Linked DNA regions of Homo sapiens: region 1 is linked to region 2. Evidence: chromatin contacts called from ENCODE Hi-C or POLR2A ChIA-PET data. All regions are on one chromosome and are shown on one strand. The core of a region is the stretch at or near the end of the contact, and the rest is flanking DNA. Distances in the headings are between cores, read along the strand shown. Region 1 overlaps SLC34A1 (solute carrier family 34 member 1). Region 2 holds the start of NSD1 (nuclear receptor binding SET domain protein 1).

Region 1 (5,460 bases), core at 1,077-3,576, 260 kb before region 2:
TCGAACTCCTGACCTCAGGTGATTCACCCACCTCGGCCTCCCAAGGTGCTGGGATTACAGGTGTGAGCCACCATGCTGGCCAAGGTAAGAACTTTTATGGCGTCTGGTGTAACATCCGGGTTTATTTTAGCGGGATGTGCTCCCTTGAATGGGGCAATGTGCTCTTCTGTGCTCCCAGTTCGCCACATCAGGGCCTTGGGGACCCATCAAGACTGGGCCTGAATGGCAGGCCAAGAAGCCTGGAAAAAATAGGCTGCGATGGGCTAGATGAGAAAACCAGGCTGGGAAAGCAACGGTAACTGCTGCGAGGGTAAGGGAGAGAGAGAGCCAGGTGTTTGCTGTTAGGCAGATCTGAGTTCAAATCCTGCTTCTTATACCAACCACCCTGGGTAAGCCATGCCACCTCTCAGAGCCTGTTTTCTCTAACGCAGGATAATAGAGGAGCTGCTGTAAAGGTTACAGGGGGAATGTGTTTAAAGCGCTCATCACAGGGCTTGGCTCATCATGAGCCTTCGGTAAACTGTCTTCTGATATGGAGTGACCCTCTCCCTCGCTGGGCCCGTTCAGGATCACATGGTTGGGAGGCTGTGTGTGTGACTGACTTCCTAGGTCAGGACCAGTGGCCCCTGCAGATGAACCTGAGAACCCTAGCCCTGTTGGGGAGGAGCCTGCTGGACCTTCCTGGGAGTACCCAGCCTGGATGCTGAGGTAGCAGACAACCCCTTGAATGAGTAGGTGCCTGGTCAACGTGTGCCCCACTGACCTAACCTGGGCTGGGCCCAGTGGTCTCTGTGGGGAGGACTGTGGGACCCTGCGAAGGCTGGAGGAGAATGGGGAACTTTACTGGGGTCCCAACTTAGGGCTGGCAGAGGCAGCAGCAGGGCCAAGCCCTCTGGGTTTTTAGAACCTTGACCTTCTTGCCTGGGACTGTGTGGCCCTGGCTGGGAGCCCAGAGACCCTAAAGTACAAGAGAGGAAGGTAAAGCTGGCAGGAGGGACAAAGCCAGGCAGAGAGTGAACTGCCGGGAGGGAGCAGGCCCTGGGGCTTCCCTGTGGGGCAGAGGGAGAAGATGGAAACTCCAGCTTAGATAAAAGAGCTGGGAGGCCCAGGATCTGGGGGCATCTTCCCAAGATGTGCCCATCCCTGCCTGGGCCTGGGGTGGGGTAGGAGAGGCTGGAGGGGCCTGAAGCGGGTGGTGGGCTCTGTGGGAAGAACAGAATGGGCCTGTGGACAGCCCTGGGCCCATACCCCAGCTGAGCCGTTCCCAGCTGTGTGTCACCAGAGCAAACACTTAGCCTCTCTGGGCCTCAGTTTCCTCCTCTGCAGCATGAAGTCCATAATGCTACCCACCTTTTCCCAGGGGCTAGTTGGAAGCATTTTGGAAGAGGGAGTTGGGATTTAAGTGCCTATAGGGACACCCTAAATTAAAGAGGCCCCTTCTGGGGACTGAAGGAGGTGATTAAGCTCACAGGAGACTGTCAGGATGTGGGCCAGCGCAGCAGTTTCCCCCTCAGAGGAAGGGGAGCTCTAGGGCCTTTGTTCTTCTGGAAGCCGAGGGAGAGCACTGTGCCAGCAGCACCACCTGGTGGCGAAAAGGAGAACTTCTCCTTAGAGCAACACCCGCTATCTCTGGAGTCGTCTCCACGTGGCTATGGTCACCTGGTGGCCTTCAGGCCTGATGGGCAGCATGGGAAGCAGACATACATAGTAGAATGTCAGACCGGTGAGTGAGAGAGGCAACGAGATAGTCAGGATTCTACCAGGATTTGTATCCTACCTCAATTACATGGACTTGGGCAAGCCACTGCACTTCTCTGGGGCTCAGTGCTCCTCGTCTGTAAAATGGGGACGTGATAATCCCTGCCTCCCAGGTTGCAAGTCCTCAAAAGATGCTTGTTTAATCCAGGCAGGTATAGTTGACAGTCCACAGTGTGGCCACATAAGAAGGTGATTCCCAGGACGGTGTCAGGGTCCCGGGAGACTCAAGTGTCTGATCACTCAACTGCCGCTGCTGCTGCTTTCCCCATCTGGTAGGCCTTGGACTTGCCTCCTCTCCCTGGTGCATAGCTTCCCTGGAGACTGTTTCGGGCTGGTTCAGGTCCAGCATGGTGAAAGTTGGCGTCAATGGGAACAGGTTGGAAGGGAGCACGGGGAGACTCTGTGGCCCGTCTTTGGGCAGGAAGAGCCAGGACGCACTTCACACTTTGCAAGACCAAGCACATCCACTGCTGTGTGAGTCACACTCCTTCGGGGCGCTGTCCCAGAAAGGGGATGAAAGTGAGAGCTTGGGTCCCACCCACCAGCTACTCTCCAAGCCGAGGAAATGAGACCCTGCCCTGCAGAAAGCGTTTAAGGAAAGCATTTCCTGGTAGAGTGAGGAAGAGAAACCAGCTGGACAAGTGTCAGCTGCAGCCGTAGAGAAAGGCCCAAGGGCGGCCTCCCCAGAGTGAACCTGGGTGAGGATGACTTCAAGTGAGGACGTGGAGGCTGCTGGTTGAGATCTGCCGGAAGCTGCAGTAGGTGGCCGGCAGGGAGCTCAGGGGCAGTGAGGAACAGAGCTGTCTTCCATGGCTTGCTTTTTGCGAAGATCAAAGTGTGTGATTTCTCTCCCTTCCAGATTTTGCTATGAAGTAGAGAGGCTTGTGGTGAGTCAGAGAGCACTAAGAGTGCTCAGAGAGCTCGTGAGAAAGTGGTTGATGTATTAAAGAGGTCATGAAGTCAGCGTAAAAGCTGCCCGCAGGGGTTTTTTTTTATGTAAGGCTGCTTTGAACACTCAGAGGCTGAGCTGGAGCAACTTCAGATGCAAAGGAGCATCGCAGGGCGAGTCAGATGAGTGTTTTCTGTTCGCACCAGGGTAAAGGTCCAGTCACAAGAAGCAGCAAGGGGAAGGGGAAGGGGAAGGGGAAGGGGAAGGGCTTGTGCTGTGCTGTGCTGTGCTGTGGCTTGGATTTCCTCGTATCTCATTGTAAATGGAGTTATGTCTCACATGCAAGCATCAGGGAGAAGCAAATATGGTGCATTGTGGTTTGGATGAAGCATTTGCCTTTTCACAGCTGAGTAAGGAAGTGTGCTAATTGCCTGCTTCCTCATCAGCCTGGCATAATGGGTGGTCCATGAGCATCCACTTGATTCAAACAGATCTTCCCAGTATTAGAAGCAGCAGAAACAGTGCAGAAGGACAAGGGACTCCCGCCTGTGGCAGTCTCCAGGAGAAGGAACCCCCGATGCCAGCACAAGCGGCTGTTAACATCTCCAAGGAGTTCTCCACGCAGCTCACCTTCCTGTTACTTTCCTTGGTATCCTTATAGCACTCTGCCTCTTCCCCACGTTACCTGGGTCCCAAAACATGGCCCAGCTGAGTCACTAACCCCTCTAGGGTGCTCAGGCCCTGACATGGTAGGATAAGCTCTGGCACGTTTCTTAGCCTCTCTGAACCTGTGTCTCTACCTGTGAAACCCAAGGGTTGCGCTGGATCAGCGGTTCTCAAACTTGAGCACTGAGCACACCTAGAGGAACTGCTGAAGCATAGGCCATTGGCCCCGCTCCCAGGGGTTTCCAGATTCAGTAGGTCTAGGGAAGGGCAGGGTGATTTGCATCTCTAATAGGTTCCCACACGGCACACAAGATGCTGGCCTGGGACCACACTTCAAGAACCACTGGGCTAGATCAATTACATAACAACTTTAATTGATTGGTGATGTCTGCCTAAGGCGATGTGGGAAGTTGGGAGGAATTAGCAATGTTAACTGTAAGCACAGTAGAAGGGCCACATATTTGCCCTCTCCTGGCTAAATGATCTTCAAGGTCTATCTGGAGCATTTTGAACAGACAATGAAACCAAGAGTCTGAAGAGGGAGTCCTCTTACCTGGGGTTAGGCCTGGGACTCACCTGTAAGGAGTCTGGGTGGCACCAGATCTGGATGAGACTGTGGTTCCTCAGGGACTCATCACCAGTGGCAATGCTGGTTATCACAGACTCGTCCAGCTGTGGGCAAGATGTGGGCAGGGGGAGTGAAGGAGGCTGGGTCCCTTGTTACCCCCACCCTCACCCCATGCCAGGCCCTGCTGTCACCTGGATGATGAGCTTCGTGAAGGGCTCTGTGATGATCTTGAGCAGGTCAGGAGCATCACGGCCACCATGGATGTTGAAGGAGGCCACCACAAGTCGAGTGATGTGGTGCAGGTAGCCAGTGGCAGCCTCCAGGGGCAGCAGGACCAGCACTGACAGCCAGTTAAAGCAGTCATGCACCGTGGCCCCCGCGAAGGCCCTGGGCAGGGAGGCCACATTGCAAGGCAGGCTCGAGCCAGTGCACAGTCACGCCTGGGGTTCCTGGCATCTGGGGCTGTCCTCCCCCAGGCACGAGCCCCCAACCCCCAGCCCCCCTCACCGCCGGAAGTCAGTCCTGTCCCCCGCCTGCATCAGGGCCACGATGGTGTTGGTGACAGAGGTGCCGATGTTGGAGCCCATGATGATGGGGATGGCAGAGCTCACCTCCAGCACTGGTAGAAGAGAAGACGTCCTAATGAATTTGACGGTCACCCAGCTCCTGCACCACCACAACTCCTGTCAGGCCCCCCACCCACGTCCCAGTCCCCAGTGGCCGCTCCTGCCATGCTGCTGAGTCTGCCTAACGTTGGCGTCACAGGTGCATGTGGGCACGGGCTGTGCGTTTACAGGTGTGTGCATTCATCCATGCGAGTAGATGTACACGTGCTGCACATGGTGTATGGATGTGAACGTGTGTGCGTGTGAGGCCTTCGTTATGAGGGCTCGTGGGCTCATGTCCTATGTGCAAATAGAGATTTGTGCTTGTGTGTGCACACATGCCCCAGAGTGTGATGGTTAGTTTTTTTGTTTGTTTGTTTTGAGACAGAGTCTCGCTCTGTCGCCCAGGCTGGAGTGCAGTGGCATGATCTCGGCTCACTGCAAGCTCTGCCTCCTGGGTTCATGCCATTCTCCTGCCTCAGCCTCCTGAGTAGCTGGGACTGCAGACACCTGCCACCACGCCTGGCTAATGCTTTTTGGTTTTTGTTGTTTTTTTTTTTTGTATTTTTAGTAGAGACAGGGTTTCACCGTGTTAGCCAGGGTGGTCTCGATCTACTGACCTCGTGATCTGCCCCCCTCAGCCTCCCAAAGTGCTGGGATTACAGGCATGAGCCACTGCGCCCGGCCAGTGATGGTTAGTTTTATGTGTCAACTTAGCTAGGCTGTGGTACCCAGTTATTCAACCCAACACTAGCCTGGGTGTTCTGTAAGGTGTTTTGTAGATGCAATTCACGTCTACAGTCAGCTGACTTTAAGAAAAGGAGATTATCCTTGGTAACCTGGGTCAGCCTAATCCAATAGAATGAAAGGCCTCAAGCAGAACTGAGGCTTCCCTGAGAAAGGAGAAACGCTGCCCTGTCTGGACTGCAGTGTCGGCGCCCACCTGAGAGTTCCCGCCTGCCCTTCCAATGCCC
Region 2 (5,912 bases), core at 751-3,250:
TTTGACTGCACCGTGTCTACTCTCTGGTGTGCTGTCTTGTTCACTTCCCATGGCCACTTTTACACCATTCTCTGATTTAGTCTCATAATTGCAGGTGGCATTGGTCTGAGTTTCCTCAAAGATCTCCTCTATACTCTCATCCTCTGTGACTGGCTGTTCTGGGTCCATTTCAGAATCTACATCTGCATCGTCCACACAAGTAAAATTCTCAAAGTGCAGAAAGCCATTCTTGATAGTCTTTGTTACTTTTACCTGGAGTTCAGGGGAGTTATTACAAGAGGGTTCCTGTTTCATAGCAAGTGCTGTAGGACCACCAGGACTCAAGGAAGTGCAAACAATTGGCGTCTGAGCTCTTGAATCACTTTTTTCAGGGTCTTGAAAGGATTCTGATCCATCAGCAGACCCATTTAAATACTCTACATTGATCATGGAGGCCAAATCCTGTAGTCTCCGCAGTGGAATGTAACAAGATGGAGAATCTTGTCCATAAGCATTTTGGGATGTTCCACTGACAGTCGATAACTGCATAGTACACCCATTAAGTGGCTCAGAAAAATTGGATTGACCATTACCGAAAGGGCTGTCCTTGTCTTCAGGGGCATCTAAATTCACTGGATTGGAAAAGGGCAGCAGACAATTTCTTCTGGGTAGTTCACAGGTCTGATCCATCCTGGGCCGGCATCAACCTGGAATCCAAAAGCACAGCAATTAATCTGAGTTAATAGGCCATCTGACTCGACTCTTTAAAATGGCAGCCACTTCAAGGCCTAGTGGCCTCTATGCCTTTCTGCTGCACTTCCATGGGCAGAAAAAGTTCCCCCGACTGGAGATGAAAAAATGGCCTCGATGAGCCTCTGAAAACTCCATTTTCCCGAAGCTGGGCCGATCCTGCTACATAGAAACAGCCCGTCTCTTTTTCCTCCTCTGTAGACTGGTGGACACTTGGGATGAACTAAAATTAAAACCCCTCTGCCCGTCAAAATTCCCAATTCTCAAACAGGACTAGTCCTCCCCCTCCCTCGCCAGGGGTCGAGCAGCTGGATCTCTCAAAAGCAAAAGGCTGCGGGGTCCGAGGGGGGCTCCTGGACCCTGCACAAAAAGGTACCCCCCCCTTCCTGGCTCGCTAGGGCGCAGCGGTCACAATAGCGCTGCACCCTGCGCCCAGCCAGCGCCGGAGCCTTTGCAGCGGCGGTGCGCAGGCCGCAGGCGAGCCGGCCGAGGCGGCTGCACCCCAGAGCTCGCCTTCCTGAATGCAGGCCTGCTGGATCCGCAGCTGCAGGGCGAAGAGGCCTGGACCCGGCAGAGGGAGAAACCGAGGCGGCCAGCGAAGCCCAGTCAGGGTAGCAGCAGCTGCTACAGCTCGAAAAACATGGCTGCTGCCGACGCCGCCGCCGCCTGCCCGGGCCGCGCTCCTTCCCGCAGCCGCGGCAGCACCTCCCAGCCGAGCCGATCGCTCTCATCAATATTCAGCAGCAAGCAAAGTTTGCTGCGGGAGGGCAGCCGGCCCCGCGCCCCGCAGCCTGCTACCTGAGGGGAGGCGGAGGCCGAGGTGTTCGCAGGCGGCCGGCGGGGCACGGGCCGCGCCGGGAGGAAGTTCGCGGCAGCCCGGCCAGCTAGGCCTGAGCCCGGCTGGTAGTGATGGAGGAGGGGGAGGGGGAGGAGGCCGGCGGCTGCAGCGCCGCCGGCCACCAACCCCGCATCGCGCCTGGCCCTCCCCCGAGCCCCTCACCTTACGGCCACCACCATCTTCCCCGCCCGGCCACCCTCCTCCCTCCCTTCTCCTCGCGCCTGCCCGCCGCCCACCCCAGCGCACTAGTTACCGTGCCCCGCGCCCCCTCCCGGGCCAGCTGGGGGGAGGGGGTGACCCTCATTACACTGGGGTGCGAGCGGAGCGGTGGGGAGAGAGCGGGGCCGCTCGCCGCACCCCCCTCCCCCCGCGTCTCTCTTCAGGGGAGAAGGCAGCGAGCGCGACCTGCCCCGGCCTATTCCGCCGCCGCCTCCTCCTCCTCACACCCCCACCGCGCGCGCCCCCGCGGCCGCGCGTGCGACCGAGCGCCTCGCGCCGGCCCGCGTGCGGCTGGGCCCCGAGTGCGCGCGCACCCCTTCCCCCACCGAGCGCGCGCGTTCCCTTCTCTCACTCTTCGGGGTTCAGGGCGGGTGAAGTCGGGCTTGTGAGAGCGCCGCCCAATCAGCGGAGCTGCCGCTGCCGCCCCCTCCCCTCCCCCTGCGCGCCCGCTCGCGGCCGGGGCCTACGGGCCGGCCCGGCTGCCCGGGCGGGGCCTGAGGCGGGCTCCCCAGGGGCCTCGCGCGCCTCCTTGGAGTGTCGGGGCCTGCGGGCGTCGTGGGTGGCATTCCGATCCCCTCACCTACCTCGGGGCACGGCGCTGGCCTCGGGCCGCACACGGCTCCCGCACCCTACGCGTCTCGAACCCCAACCCAGGCGGCACCTGGCGCGGCTGAGGCCTGTCCGATCGTCCCGCCAGCCCTGCTCGGGCCCGCGTCAGTCCCGGCCTCCATCTTAGGTTACAGCCCAGGCTCCCCATCCACTGGGCACCTGCCCTCAGCCCGCTGGGTTCGGCCCGAGGCCAAGGCAACCCCCCTCCTGCCGCAGGGCTCACCTGGGGGCTTGGGCTGGGGTCTTCGAGGCCTCAGGCCCCGAGCAGACGCGGCCGCAGGCGAACCCCCTACCCGGCCGCACCCCAAACCCACACCACCACCACCACCACCACCACAGACCAAGCTGAGCAGGAAACAAAATGGAGGCAGCAGCTCGGGTCTGCCTCCCTGAGCCAAGCCTGTGCAGCCCCAGGGCTCCCTCCTGTCTCAGGCTCGACGCCCGCGAGGCAGAGGCTGGATCGTCCCGGGTGCCGCGGGCAGCCGCCCTACAGCAGCGCAGACGGGCCGGGGACTCGGCCCTGCGGTGCCCACAGCCCCTCACCCACCACCCCTTCCCTTCCCCCTCCCCCCATCCCTCTCCCTCCCCTTGCCGGGCCGTGCGGGGTGAGCGGCTCTGGGGAGCCGGGTCGGGTTACCCGCCCCGGCACTGCTCGCCCGGCCGTGGCCTCCGCGGGGGAACGAAGCCAGGCGACCCCAGCGCTGAGCCCACCCCCGGCACCGAGCCGGGCTGCAGCCTGACAGCGCGTCCGCACCTCGGCCTGCAGCCGTGCGGCCCCCGCCCAGGGAGGCCGAGTCCCCAGCCCGGGCCCAGCCGGGACGAAGCTCCCTCACCACCCCCGAGCCCAGGGGTCCTCGCAGCCTCGGGCGGGGCGAGGGGAACGCCGGGGGAGGGGGTCCTCTAGTCCCTGCACCGCCTCCCGCGCCTAGTCAAGGTCTGGGCCTGGCACGGGGGCTCGGGCAGCGGGCGCCGGCCGGCGTGGGTATGTGCGTGCGCGCCGGGCTGGGGGCCGGGACGGGACGGGCCGCGCCTCGCACCGCGGACGCTGCAGTTCTCGGCACCCAGGCAGATGGCCCTCTCGTGCCACCGCCGCCCAGAGCGGGCCGCCTGCTCCGCAGCCCGGTTCCCCGGGGAGTGCGCGCCTCGCCCCTGAGGGCCGGGCATCTGGACCCCAGCGGAGCTGCGCCGGGACACGGGACCGCCCGGCTGGCCGGGACAAGCCCGCTGGCGCAGCCCTCGGCCTGGGGCCTCACGGCCTGCATCCTGCACCGGGCCCGCAGCACCGAATCTAGCACGACCGCGTGGCGTCCAATCCCCCAAGACAGCGGAAGGGCGGGACAGGGAGCCCAAGCTGGGCCTGAACTTGCGACTCCAGCCCCTCGGGCCCTTCCCCCAGCCCGGACTCCGTCGCCCCCTGGGCTTGATCCCCACCAAGAAGCTCACCTCAGGAGTTACCTGGTCCCTAGGGCGCTAAGCGCCTTCTCGCTGTTCAGAGAAAGCCGGATCCGGCCGCCATAAAAATTCCGCCTCCTCCAGAAAGCCTTCTGTGATTAGATTTGGAGTTAACTCCATCTCAAGCTGAGGGCACCGCCCTCGAGGGCCACGTGACTACTATTCTTCCCATGGCTTAGTAAATGTGCATAGTTATTGCCCCAGTGGACTGTTTACTCACTGCCTTCTGTTAACTTTGAGCCCACCTGGGAGAAAGGCCATTTTTGGCGTTGCCCTGTGTGACATTAGTGCTGGCCAGCTAAACTCCATCCTTCCCCTGCCTTCAGCCAGCGACTGGCCCAGCAGGCGTGGAGCTCGAGATGCTCTTACCCTTTTGCTCTCCAAGGCCCACAGTCCAGTGATGGAGGCTCCCAAGTCAACAGGCCCTTAGCACATGTCTGCAAGTGCCGGATGCAGACCCTGCCAAGACAGCAAGTGGGCTTTGTTAGAGGGAAAGTGCCCACTGGAACGGGACTGATGAGAGGGCTGTGACCTCAGGGAGGCTCCTTCTGTTGAAGAGTCTGAGGTACCCTGAAGATTCTCAGGTGCAAAGTCAGGTTGGTAGTTGTCTATGTGTTGGGACCAACCAGAGAAAAGTCGAGTCTATACCTACAAGGGCCAGCTCTTTGTTCTGCTAGGGTCACTCACCCTGCTAATCCCATCTGGGCAATTCGACTCAACAGGCAAGCTCTGACTGGTTCCTTCTTCACACCTAATAATTTGAGCCAATCATTTTGACTGACAGTTACTCCTCTGCCAATTGCCCCAATTCATCAATGCTCCTCCCAGTCCTTTACTTTGCCACTAACCATCCTGAGGGCCTGAGACCTGCCTTGAACTAGTCACTTAACAGTCCTGAGCCTCAGTTTCCCCATCTGCAACTTCCAATGCACAGCACTGGCTGCGAAGATTCTGTAAGGTAAAGGTCTAAGTGTTAGCAGCCTACACTCAGACTTAGTTATAGGCTGAGCACTTGATGAGTGCTGAAATGTAATTCATCGCTTCATTCAGCAACCATTTCCTGCATTCCAGGCAGTGTGCTGAGTGCTGGGGAAACAAAAGATGAGATCCTGGCCTCGGGAAAAGACAGTTAAATAAAGGTGCTATGGTGTGAAAATAGGGTTGAGACAACAGTTTCTTCCAAAGCTCACCTCTGAACAACACTGCCCTGCAGAACCCCTCTCTCCCACCTCCCAGCTCCTCTGGAAGACTGAGGGCCAAAAGGAGATTGGCAGCTGGGGATGAACTGCTTGCTGACAGGTCTGGGGGAGAAGACCAGGACCCCAGGGAAAACCTCTCAGACTTCTCTGGGATAACCCCTGAGGGCCTTACCTGCCTCTTAGAGTAAAACTTGGCCACAGAGGTCTCAATCACAGCCGACCCATCTCCAGCCTCCCCATCTGGCAGGCCCTGGCCAAGCATCTCATGTGTGCCAGCACTAGGTTGAGAAGATCCACAGCGCCATAGATTCTCACAAGGACACTGACTCCTTGAGTGGGGGCAGAAGGGAGAGGACTGTGTCCCTGTAGGGTGGGGGCCTGGGATGTACACTCAGCTCTCCTCTGGCTGGTTGTCTCAATCCAGGGACCTTTTCTGGGCCTGTGACTCCCATCCTTAGGACTGAGATAAGAATCAGTAAACACTTGCTGGGTCTGTACTAGTGTACTGGACACTGTCCTGGGCACTTCACATACAGTCGTTCCTATGACCCTTCACCAGCCCTACGAAGAATTGAGGTCCAAGAGACTAAGCCCTCATGCAAGGTGTCAGCACCTTAACTCTCACCTGGTATGATGGGCCTCACGTGCTTGCTCTCAGCCTGTCCACCCTACACATACTGCCTGTGAAAAGCCCAGCATGGTGCTTACACACAGGTGCCCAGAAATTTGAATGACAGGCAGAGGGACTCTACCTTGGGCTGAGTTTCCTCATCTGTAAATCTTGGTTACTGATAATTCCTACCCTGGTGAGATATAATAGATACCTGTTGGGACATTTGGCCAATGTACAGTGATCTCTTTTTTCT

Evidence for each region. Hi-C counts contacts between places; a loop is a spot of excess contacts on that map. ChIA-PET counts read pairs that join two places held with the same protein, here RNA polymerase II (POLR2A). Pooled maps may share reads with other maps.
Region 1: a loop to region 2 is called in a pooled map, with 4 times the contacts of the local background. The contact joins the enhancer-like site here to the promoter of NSD1 in region 2. A Hi-C loop is called at or near these places in 7 of 50 pooled maps. POLR2A ChIA-PET finds 5 or more read pairs at or near these places in 5 of 52 experiments (OCI-LY7, T-cell, WTC11 and 2 more).

What each region holds. Positions count from the first base shown.
Region 1 is chr5:177,386,802-177,392,261 of GRCh38, reverse strand. SLC34A1 (solute carrier family 34 member 1) reads right to left here. Exons shown (of 13, transcript NM_003052.5): 6 at 4,389-4,500; 7 at 4,073-4,268; 8 at 3,890-3,985. Among named protein-coding and RNA genes, the nearest start is that of SLC34A1, 5.1 kb to the right of the region's middle. RefSeq lists enhancers at 1,273-1,352, 2,603-2,652, 2,793-2,842, 74-2,887, 1,928-3,127 and 2 more. Within about 2 kb of position 2,326, at least 15 of the 41 ENCODE cell types and tissues checked have a DNase peak (open chromatin) inside an H3K27ac peak, as active enhancers do; they include OCI-LY7, where a contact is called at or near this core.
Region 2 is chr5:177,129,861-177,135,772 of GRCh38, reverse strand. NSD1 (nuclear receptor binding SET domain protein 1) reads right to left here and starts at 2,000. Exons shown (of 23, transcript NM_022455.5): 1 at 1,821-2,000; 2 at 1-686. The coding sequence starts at 669. RefSeq lists enhancers at 798-1,351, 1,352-1,903, 1,904-2,457, 2,671-2,965, 2,458-3,009 and 1 more and silencers at 1,365-1,664, 1,725-1,884, 1,965-2,634.